2 separate regions of the Homo sapiens genome follow, and region 2 is linked to region 1. Evidence: read pairs that join two places in POLR2A ChIA-PET (ENCODE). Cell type or tissue: PC-9. All regions are shown on one strand. Each heading gives the region's core, and the rest is flanking DNA. Links, peaks and the distances in the headings are about the cores only.

Region 1 (4,387 bases), core at 145-4,144:
TTCTATTGGCAATTGGTTGAAAGAGTTATTATCAATAGAAAGGACTGTCTGAGTTATGATAAGAGGTTGTGGAGACCAGAGTTTTATGATGCAAATGAAGCCTCCAGGTAGCAGCCTTCAGAGAGAATGGATTGTAAATGTTTCTTATCAGACTTCAGGTCTGTGTCGATGTTAAATGCTGGTCTGTTTTTCCTGAACTCCAAAAGGGATGCGGCCATAATGAAGCACTCATACAGGAGCTAGAAAGAAATTGTTTAGGCAGATAGTAAGGGCAACAGAGTCTGTGGTGGAATTTCCCTTTTAACAAAAAGCCGCCCCAAAGTCACGTCTTTTATACAAAGAGCATCCTGAAAAACTGAGCTGTAAACATAGATAACCAAAGTAGTGGCTCGCTTGGGTGAATGCCGGCAGCTGTGCCAATAGAATAGGGCTACCTGGAGGCCAGGTATGTTCAACATGGAGGCTTTATCCTCCCTTTTCTTTGTCACCACATGTACAGTAAAAAAAAAGCAGGCAACATGGCACAGGCCAGGTAGACAGCCCATCTGCATAATAAAAGATTGGGGTGGGGTGGCCAGCTTTTTCAGGAGCTATGCAAAAGGCACACCTAACCCTAACCAGCTCTTTGCATGCTATACAAATGGCACACCTGGTTCGACCAATATTTTGTGCCCTATGTAAATCAGACACTGCCTTTTCAAACTCATCTATAAAACCTCCTGCACTTCACCATGGACCGGAAAACCCTCTTGGGACCCCCCTCTCTCTGCAGAAGACAGCAAAATTTTCTCTTTATTTCACCTATTAAACCTCTGCTCCTAACCTCACTCCTTGTGGGTCCACATCCTTGATTTCATTGGCTTGAGGCAACGAATCTCGGGTATTACCCAAGACGAACAACCCTGCTTCAGCACATCCAACCCCAACCCCCATCCCACCCGTCATGGGCTGAACCAGTCTTTCAGGTTAAATTTGGAGTGGCCTGGCCAAGGAGGGAGTCCGTTCAGATGGTTTAGGTGTGTGGTAGGTGGCGGCTTTGAGTTGTATTTTTGGTTTACAAGCTCAGCATCATAGGGATAGCAGAGAACAAGATGGAAGAGCACAGACTCATGATACCCTCACAAAGCAGAACTGCATACCAGCTAGGACTGTTACAGGAGAGAGAAATTCATTTCTATGGAATTTAAGCCATTGCTATTTTTAATCTATCACCAGCATCCAAACTTACATCCTATGTTGATATTTAGATTGGAGGCGACAGGAAGCAAAGGAGGTGATGACAAACCCATTGGGCTACACAGCTTGGCCACATTCCCTGATATTGCGTATTGCTTAGGAAATACTGATGACATGCTGATCTGTCTCTCTCTCTCAGTTGGTTCTGACTTCTGGCCAGGACTAAGGATGTCATTTGTTGATGAAAAAAGCTAAACTCTAAAATATTTGAAAATATTTATTCTTAGCCAAATGTGAGGACCATGACCTATGACACAGCTTCAGGAAATCCTGAGAATGTGTGCCCCAGATGGTTGGATTACAGCTTGATTTTGTACATTTTAGGGGGACAGAAGTTACAGGCAGACATCAGTCAGTACACGTAAGGTATACGCTGATTCAGCCCAGAAAGGTGGGACAACTTGAAGTGGGGCAGAGGGGTTACAGGTCATAAATGGATTCAAAGATTTTCTGATTGGCAATTGGTTGAAAGAGTTAAGTTATCATCTCAAGACCTGGAATCAATAGAAAGGAATGTCTGGGATAAGATAAGTTGTTGTGGAGACTAAGGTTCTTTTTTTTTTTTTTTTTTTTTTTGAGACAGAGTCTTGCTCTGTTGCCCAGGCTGGAGTGCAGTGGCGTGATTGCGATCTCGGCTCACTGCAACCTCTGCCTCCCAGGTTCAAGCAATTCTCCTGCCTCAGCCTCTTGAGTAGCTGGGATTACAGGCACCCGCCACCAATGTCTGGCTAATTTTTTATATTTTTAGTAGAGATGGGGTTTTGCCATTTTGGCCAGGCTGGTCTCGAACTCCTGACCTCAAGTGATCTGCCTGCCTTGGCCTCCAAAAGTGTTGGGATTACAAACGTAAGCCACCACACCCGTTTAGATTTTTTTTGAGATACCACTGAAACAGTGTCATTGCCTGGGGTAAATACCCGAGATTCGCTGTCTCACAGCCACAGAAAACTAGGACATGGACCACCAGAGTAAGATTAAGAGGGGAAGTTTAATAGGTGAAAGAAAGAGAAGAGCTCTCTGCACAGAGAGGGGTTCTGGAGAAAATAGGTTGCCACTTTGGCAGTGAAATGCAGAAGGTTTTATAGATGAGATTGAGGAGGCTGTGTCTGATTTACATAGGACACGAAAGATTGGTCGGACCAGGTGTGCCATTTGCATAGCACATGATGAACTGGTTAGGACTAAGTGTGCCGTTTGCATAGCGCGCAAAGAAGCTGGCTGCCCCACCCAGCTTCATTATGCAGATGGGTTGTCTACCTGGCCAGTGCCATGTTGCCTGCTTTTTTTTTTTTAACCGCACATGTGGTAACAAACAAAAGGGAAGATGGAGCCTCCAGGTTGAACATACCTGGCTTCCAGGTAGCCCTTTTCTATTGGCACAGCTGCCAGCATTCACCCATGCAAGCTTCCAGCTTGCTTATCTATGTCTGCAGCTCAATTTTTCAGGCTGCTCTTTGTTTAGAAAAGAAATGATTTTGGGGCTGCTTTTTGTTAAAGAGGAATTCCACCAAGGACTCTGTTGCTCTTACTATCTGCCTAAATAATTTCTTTCTATCTTCTGTATCATCACCAGTGTGTTTTGAGAGGCTCTTGCCTGTGTGAATTCAGCAAGCCCTGCAGAGGTCTGGAGCCGACAATTCCAGTTAGCAGCAACAGCAGCAGCTTTTTGATTCCCCACCTGCCTGTGATGGTGGAGACAGCAGCTCCTCTGATGGGTCACTTTCGCAGCTTCAGATCATCGTGGGGTACTAATGGAGTCAGAGTCCTTTCTCTTTTCCATCATAGAACAGTCAGATGTCTTTCCCAGGGATGGATCTGTCCCCTTCGCCTTCTGAGAAATTGAATTAGGCCAGGTGCAGGGGCTCACACCTGTAATCCTAGTGCTTTGGGAGGCCAAGGTGGGAGGATTGCTTGAGGCCAGGAGTTCCTGACCAGCCTGGGCAACATAGTGAGACTCCATCTATTTTTTTAAAAAGTTAGCTAGGCAGTTAGCTAGTGCCTGTAGTTCCAGCTACCAGGAGGCTGAGGTGGGAGGATTGCTTTAGCCCATGAGTTCCGGGCTGCCGTGAGTTACGGTTCCTGTCACTGCACTCCAGTCCCAGCCATTCCCAGGAGACAGAGTGAGACCCTGTCTTTAAAAAAATAAAAAAAGTAAAAAACAACAAAAAAAAGAATTTAAGTTAATTCAATCTTCAATCAAATCAGAAGCACATGAATGTCCTAACACCAGACTGACCCCTGAAATATCTTAGGAAACACAAGTGCAATAGTATTCCAAATGAAAGCAATTTTCTCATCTTGCTGTTTTCAGCCACCATCCATATATCAGCATGAAGGAAAATATTCATTTAAATGAGACAAGACTGTTACATTATCTATATGTTTTAATAAAAATTTCTAGCAGAGTCCTGGGTGGTCTTTTTAGCTCTATGAGGGTAGGGGAAGGGAGAATGGCCAATGAAAACTCATAATTCTTTGTACTTTTTAGGAAAAAGGAGTGTCATTACCAGGAATAACAAATTAGAAATGAAGACAATCAGCCCAGCTTTGGGAAGTTAGAGGTGGCTCTTGCAGGATGCAGCAAGAGCAGTCTCTGAAGTCTGGGTGTCTTATAGGACTCCTTTGTGAGAACCACATTTACAAGGAAGGTTTTATGAGGGAAAGAGTGTCTGCTTTTCTATAGTTGCAGAAGAGAGAATGATTTTCTCCTTTTTATGCTGCTGAGATTTTTATTTCCAGGAGTTACAACAGCCCAGAGTTTCAAGGCAAAATCTTGCAATCACATTTTTTGGTATTGAGAGGAGAACAAAGCAGCAGCTCTAATACGGTAAAAATGTGACAACATGGGAAAGAAATAGGAGTAACAGGATTACTAATAAATAGAAGATGATGCATGCAGCGTTTTGCATCCCCAAGATGAATAAACAAAGTAGGAAAGAAAAGTGCCAACTTCGGTTGTGCTGTGCTAGGACGCCTGAGAATCTGGGCCAGTCATTTGGACTCAAGAATCTGTCACTTTCAGCTGTATCTCATTCAAAGGTTAATGGTGACATTAGGTTTTCCCATATCTTGGAATAATATCCACATCTGCCCAGTTGTCTCTTGAAGAGTGGCATTTGGAAAATTCTTGACTTCTTGCAAAGCTGAGACG
Region 2 (4,387 bases), core at 144-4,143, 79 kb before region 1:
AGGGCTGGGGCCTTGTCTTCTCCCTGGCTGGCCTGGCCCAGGACCCATCAGGAAGTTGGCACCAGCTGGCAGTAGGGGGCAGGGTCGGGGTTTAGCAGGTCCTGCTTGGGGGGAAGAGAGAACAGAATTATGACTGGGTGGAGGGGGAGAGTCTTGGGGAGACAGAGAGGGACAGAGGATGAGAGACAGCGTGAGATGGAGAGAAACCCGCAGAGAGAATGGAAGAGCAAGGTGGAAAGAGAGTGAGATGCAGAGACAAGAGGTCCTGGAAGAGCCAAGAAATGAGGTGGACACAGTGACAGAGACAAAGAGGCAGGAGAGACAGAGAATGGAGAGAGAGAGAGACAGAGATGCAGAGAAACGAAGACATGTAAAGAGATGCATCTTAGACAAGGCAGCATGAACAAACTGGAAACAGAAAGACAGATTAAAAAGGACACAGCAAGAGAAACTGAGAGAGAGAGAGAGAGAGAGAGAGAGAGTCCAAGAAAGGGGAAGACAGACATACAGACATATGTAGGCCACTGAGAGAGAGAGACAGAACTACAGGGACAGACAGCTGACAGGAGGGGATGGAGAGGGACTGAGCTCTGCGGTGGGGTTTCACTGGGGACCTGACTGGCTGTGTGGCCCCAGGCAATCCCCTGTCCCTCTCTGGGCCTTGTTCCTCCTGTGCAAGTTCAAGGTTTTGGATCCCTTTTGCAAAGAAGGAAATTGCAGCCTTGGGAGGAAAAGGGACTTGCCAGGGTCTCTCAGGGAGGCGGTTTGGGCTTCTTCGAGAGCAGAGACCGTGAGGCTTGGGGGGACGAGGGGAGGAAAGCCCCCAGTTTCAGTTGTCTTGACCCCTCCCCACCCCGGCTTCGGGGCTCCTGGATCCGTGGGATCCCCACCACCCCTCCCAGCTCCCAGCTCCATACCTGGTACTGGTGGTTCTCTGGCTCCGCCTGCAGGTGTGGGGGTGTGGGCAGGGGCTGCAAGGGAAGGACACGGGTGAGTGGGCGCTCGGCACCCCCCACCCTCTAAACTTTGACCTTTGGTGCTAGGACAGTCTCAGATTCCAAGTCCCCATCACCCCTCCCAGACTGTGAGGCCCCTGGGCAGAGGGGATTAGCTTCCTTACACCTCAGTGTTCTCCTCTGACAAATGGGCACTGGGCCCCAGCTTCGTGTGGTATCCAGTGGCCCGTCAACCACTCCATTAACTCTCAGTCTACCCCTGTCAACACCTCTGGTTCTAAGCTCTTAGCCTTAGTGTTTTATGTTTCTCTTATTTTTCACTTTTTTAGAAAAAGACAGGATCTTGCTCTGTCACCCAGGCCAGAGTGCAGTTGTGCAATCACCACTCGCTGCAGCCTCAAACTCCTGGGCTCAAGTGATCCTCCCTCCTCAGCCTCCCTGGTAGCTGTGACTATAGGTGCACACCACCATGCCTAGCTAAATTTTTGTAGAGATGGGGTCTAGCTATGTTCCCCAGGCTGGTCTCAAACTCCCGGCCTCAAGCAATCCTCCCACCTTGGCCTCCCAAAGTGTTGGGATTTACAGGTGTAGAGCCATCATGCCCAGCTAAGTTTCTCTTTTTATTTAATCTAAATAACTTTTTTTTTTTTTGGGATGGAGTCTCGCTCCTGTCGTGCAGGCTGGAGTGCAGTGGCATGACCTCGGCTTACTGCAACCTCCACCTCCTGGGTTCAAGCGATTCTCCTTCCTCAGCCTCCCGAGTAACTGGGATTACAGGCATGTGCCATCACACCTGGCTAATTTTTGTATTTTTAGTAGAGACGGGGTTTCACCATGTTGGCCAGGCTGGTCTCAAACTCCTGACCTCAGGTGATCCACCCACCTTGGCTTCCCAAAGTGCTAGAATTATAGGCGTGAGCCACCACGCCCAGCCTAAATGACTCATTTTTATAAACCTTTCGTTATATATATATAAAACCTCCCCATTATAAAGGTAGTGGCTGCTCAGTGCAGAAAACACAGACAAGTATAAAAGAAAAGAAGATAAAACCCACCCACCAGCCTCCACACCCCGGAGACAAATGCTGCTTCTGTTGTGCTGTTTCCTTCCAGTCTCTTTTCCTTAGGATTTTTAAAAACAGGGAACAATATATAGAGAGTTGAGATTCCCAAACCTGGTGTCAAGATGGCCCAGAGGACCACAGCCAGCTCAGAGAGGAGGCGCCTGTTAGCATTGGCTTCAGGGGAGAGGCTGGGGACGGGACTCACCCGGGCTGGGTTTATGGACCTTGTGTCACTGATGGGGGACACCAGGAGGACTGGAGAGGGCATCACTTCATAGATGTTGTTGTCACCTGAAACAGAGGCCAGGGGAGGTACCAGCTGACACATGGGCCCCACAGGCCACTCTGACTGCCTGTTGACATTCATTTATTTATTTATTCAACTAACATTTGTGCAAACGCTTCTTCTAGCCAAACCCAGTGCTGGGGACACAGTGCTGACCACGACAGTCCCAGGCCTGCCCTTCCAGGACTTACAGTCCAGTGGGGGACGCAGACCAGTCTCCAGAGTGACAACCTGGAGTGTTTAGGGCTGGAGTCGGGGGACTGGGGGCGGGTGGGAGCCCAAGACGGGGTGCCTAAGTAGCCTAGGACTCAGTGAGGGCTTCCTGGAGGAGGGGGCATCTGAGATAGTAGAGAGAAGTGAGTGAAGCTAAGGCAGGAGAGGGTGAGTGCAGAGGTCTGGTGAGAGAGCCAGCTGTGTTTCAGAAACTGTGTTTGATCTGTCTTGTGAAGGGCCTTGAGAACCATGTTAAGGAGACTAAACTTTGTCCCAAGGGCACAGGGGAGCCATGGAGGGCCTTTGAGCAGAGGAGTAACATGATCAGAATTTTAGAAAGACCTTGTCCTGGGATGGGTTGGAGGGGTCTGGAGGCTGGGAGACCAGTGAGGAGCTGGGTGTGGGGGGTCTAGGAGGCTGGTAGTGGCCTGTGGAGGTGGATGGGATCCACTTGCATGATGGGATGGGGATGCTAGCCACTGAGAAGAAGAGAAAAAGCAGGTTTGGGGTGGGTGCCGATGCGCTCAGATTATGTGGGTGAGTTCAGGGGGCCCCAGAGAGGTCTCGGGGCAGGTGCATTGGGAGGTCTCTGAGTGAGGGAGAATAAGCGGGCTTGTGGCTATAGGGGAGAAAGGAGGAGCTGAGAGGAGGGCTAGGTAGTGAGATCTGGGGCTCCCGCCTTACCAGCATCATGAGCAGGGCCCAATTCTGGCTTCTCTGTGGTCGCCATCCTGGGGACACATAGAGGGAATTGATATTAGGATAGAGAGACACTCAGGCGGGGGGAGAGAGACTTAAGAGAAGCTGGAAATCCCACCAGGTCCCTGAAAGCCACATGGTCTCTCCTTCAGAGTGAGCTAGGATGAGGCCTGAACTATCCCAGACTTTTCTTCCATAATCCTCATCCGCAATCCCTCAGTTTCCCTAGCCACCACCTTATGCCAATGAATAGTGTTCCCCAGACATCACCATTTACAGAGATCACCTAAATGATCCTGCTTCATCCACCTGTCTTATGATTTCCTTAATATTTCTCTTTACATAGATTCATTTGAATACCCTTATTTATTTTTTATTTTTTAATTTTTTGAGACAGAGTCTCGCTCTGTTGCCCAGGCTGGAGTGCAATGGCGTGATCTCAGCTCACTGCAACCTCCGCCTCCTGGGTTCAAGCGATTCTCCTGCCTCAGCCTCCCAAGTAGCTGGGATTACAGGTGTGTGCCACCATGCTCGGCTTATTTTATTTTATTTTATTTTAATTTTTTTTTTTGAGACAGAGTCTCGCTCTGTCGCCCAGGCTGGAGTGCAGTGGTGCAATCTCGGCTCACTAAAAGCTCCGCCTCCCGGGTTCATGCCATTCTCCTGCCTCAGCCTCCCGAGTAGCTGGGACTACAGGCACCTGCCACCATGCCCGGCTAATTTTTTGTATTTTTAGTAGAGACGGGGTTTCACCGTGTTAGCCAGGATGGTCTCGATTTCCTGACCTCGTGATCCGCCAGCCTCGGCCTCCCAAAGTGCTGGGATTACAGGCGTGAGGCACCATGCCTGGCCCATGCTCTGCTAATTTTGTATTATTAGTAGAGACAGGGTTTCACCATGTTCATCAGGTTGGTCTCGAACTCCTGACCTCAAGTGATCCACCTGCCTTGGCCTCCCAAAGTGCTGGGATTACAGGCATGAGCCACTGCACCCGTCCTGAATACCCTTAATTTTAAAAGTACACTGGAACCAAGTGAAATGGCTCATGACTATACTCCCAGCACATTGGGAGACCAAGGTAGGAGACTTTTTTGAGGCCAGGAGTTTGAGACCTGCCTGACTCACAAAGTGAGATCCCGTCTCTACAAAAATTACAAAAATTAGCCAGG

What was found. Peaks named below come from ENCODE experiments on the same cell type or tissue, not always from the same donor. Only the 100,000 strongest peaks of a DNase experiment are listed, where the experiment ranks them.
Region 2: POLR2A ChIA-PET joins it to region 1 with 5 read pairs; 6 of 35 experiments call an interaction of 5 or more read pairs at or near these places.

The regions. Positions count from the first base shown.
Region 1 is chr19:44,600,327-44,604,713 of GRCh38, reverse strand. No RefSeq gene overlaps it. Among named protein-coding and RNA genes, the nearest start is that of IGSF23, 11 kb to the left of the region's middle. In PC-9, for the core only: no CTCF peak of the experiment used is centred there; a DNase peak (open chromatin) is centred at 2,443.
Region 2 is chr19:44,679,151-44,683,537 of GRCh38, reverse strand. It overlaps CEACAM19 (CEA cell adhesion molecule 19), which reads right to left. Exons shown (of 8, transcript NM_001127893.3): 5 at 3,204-3,250; 6 at 2,226-2,311; 7 at 918-971; 8 at 1-101. The coding sequence ends at 48. Among named protein-coding and RNA genes, the nearest start is that of CEACAM19, 9.9 kb to the right of the region's middle. In PC-9, for the core only: no CTCF peak of the experiment used is centred there; no DNase peak of the experiment used is centred there.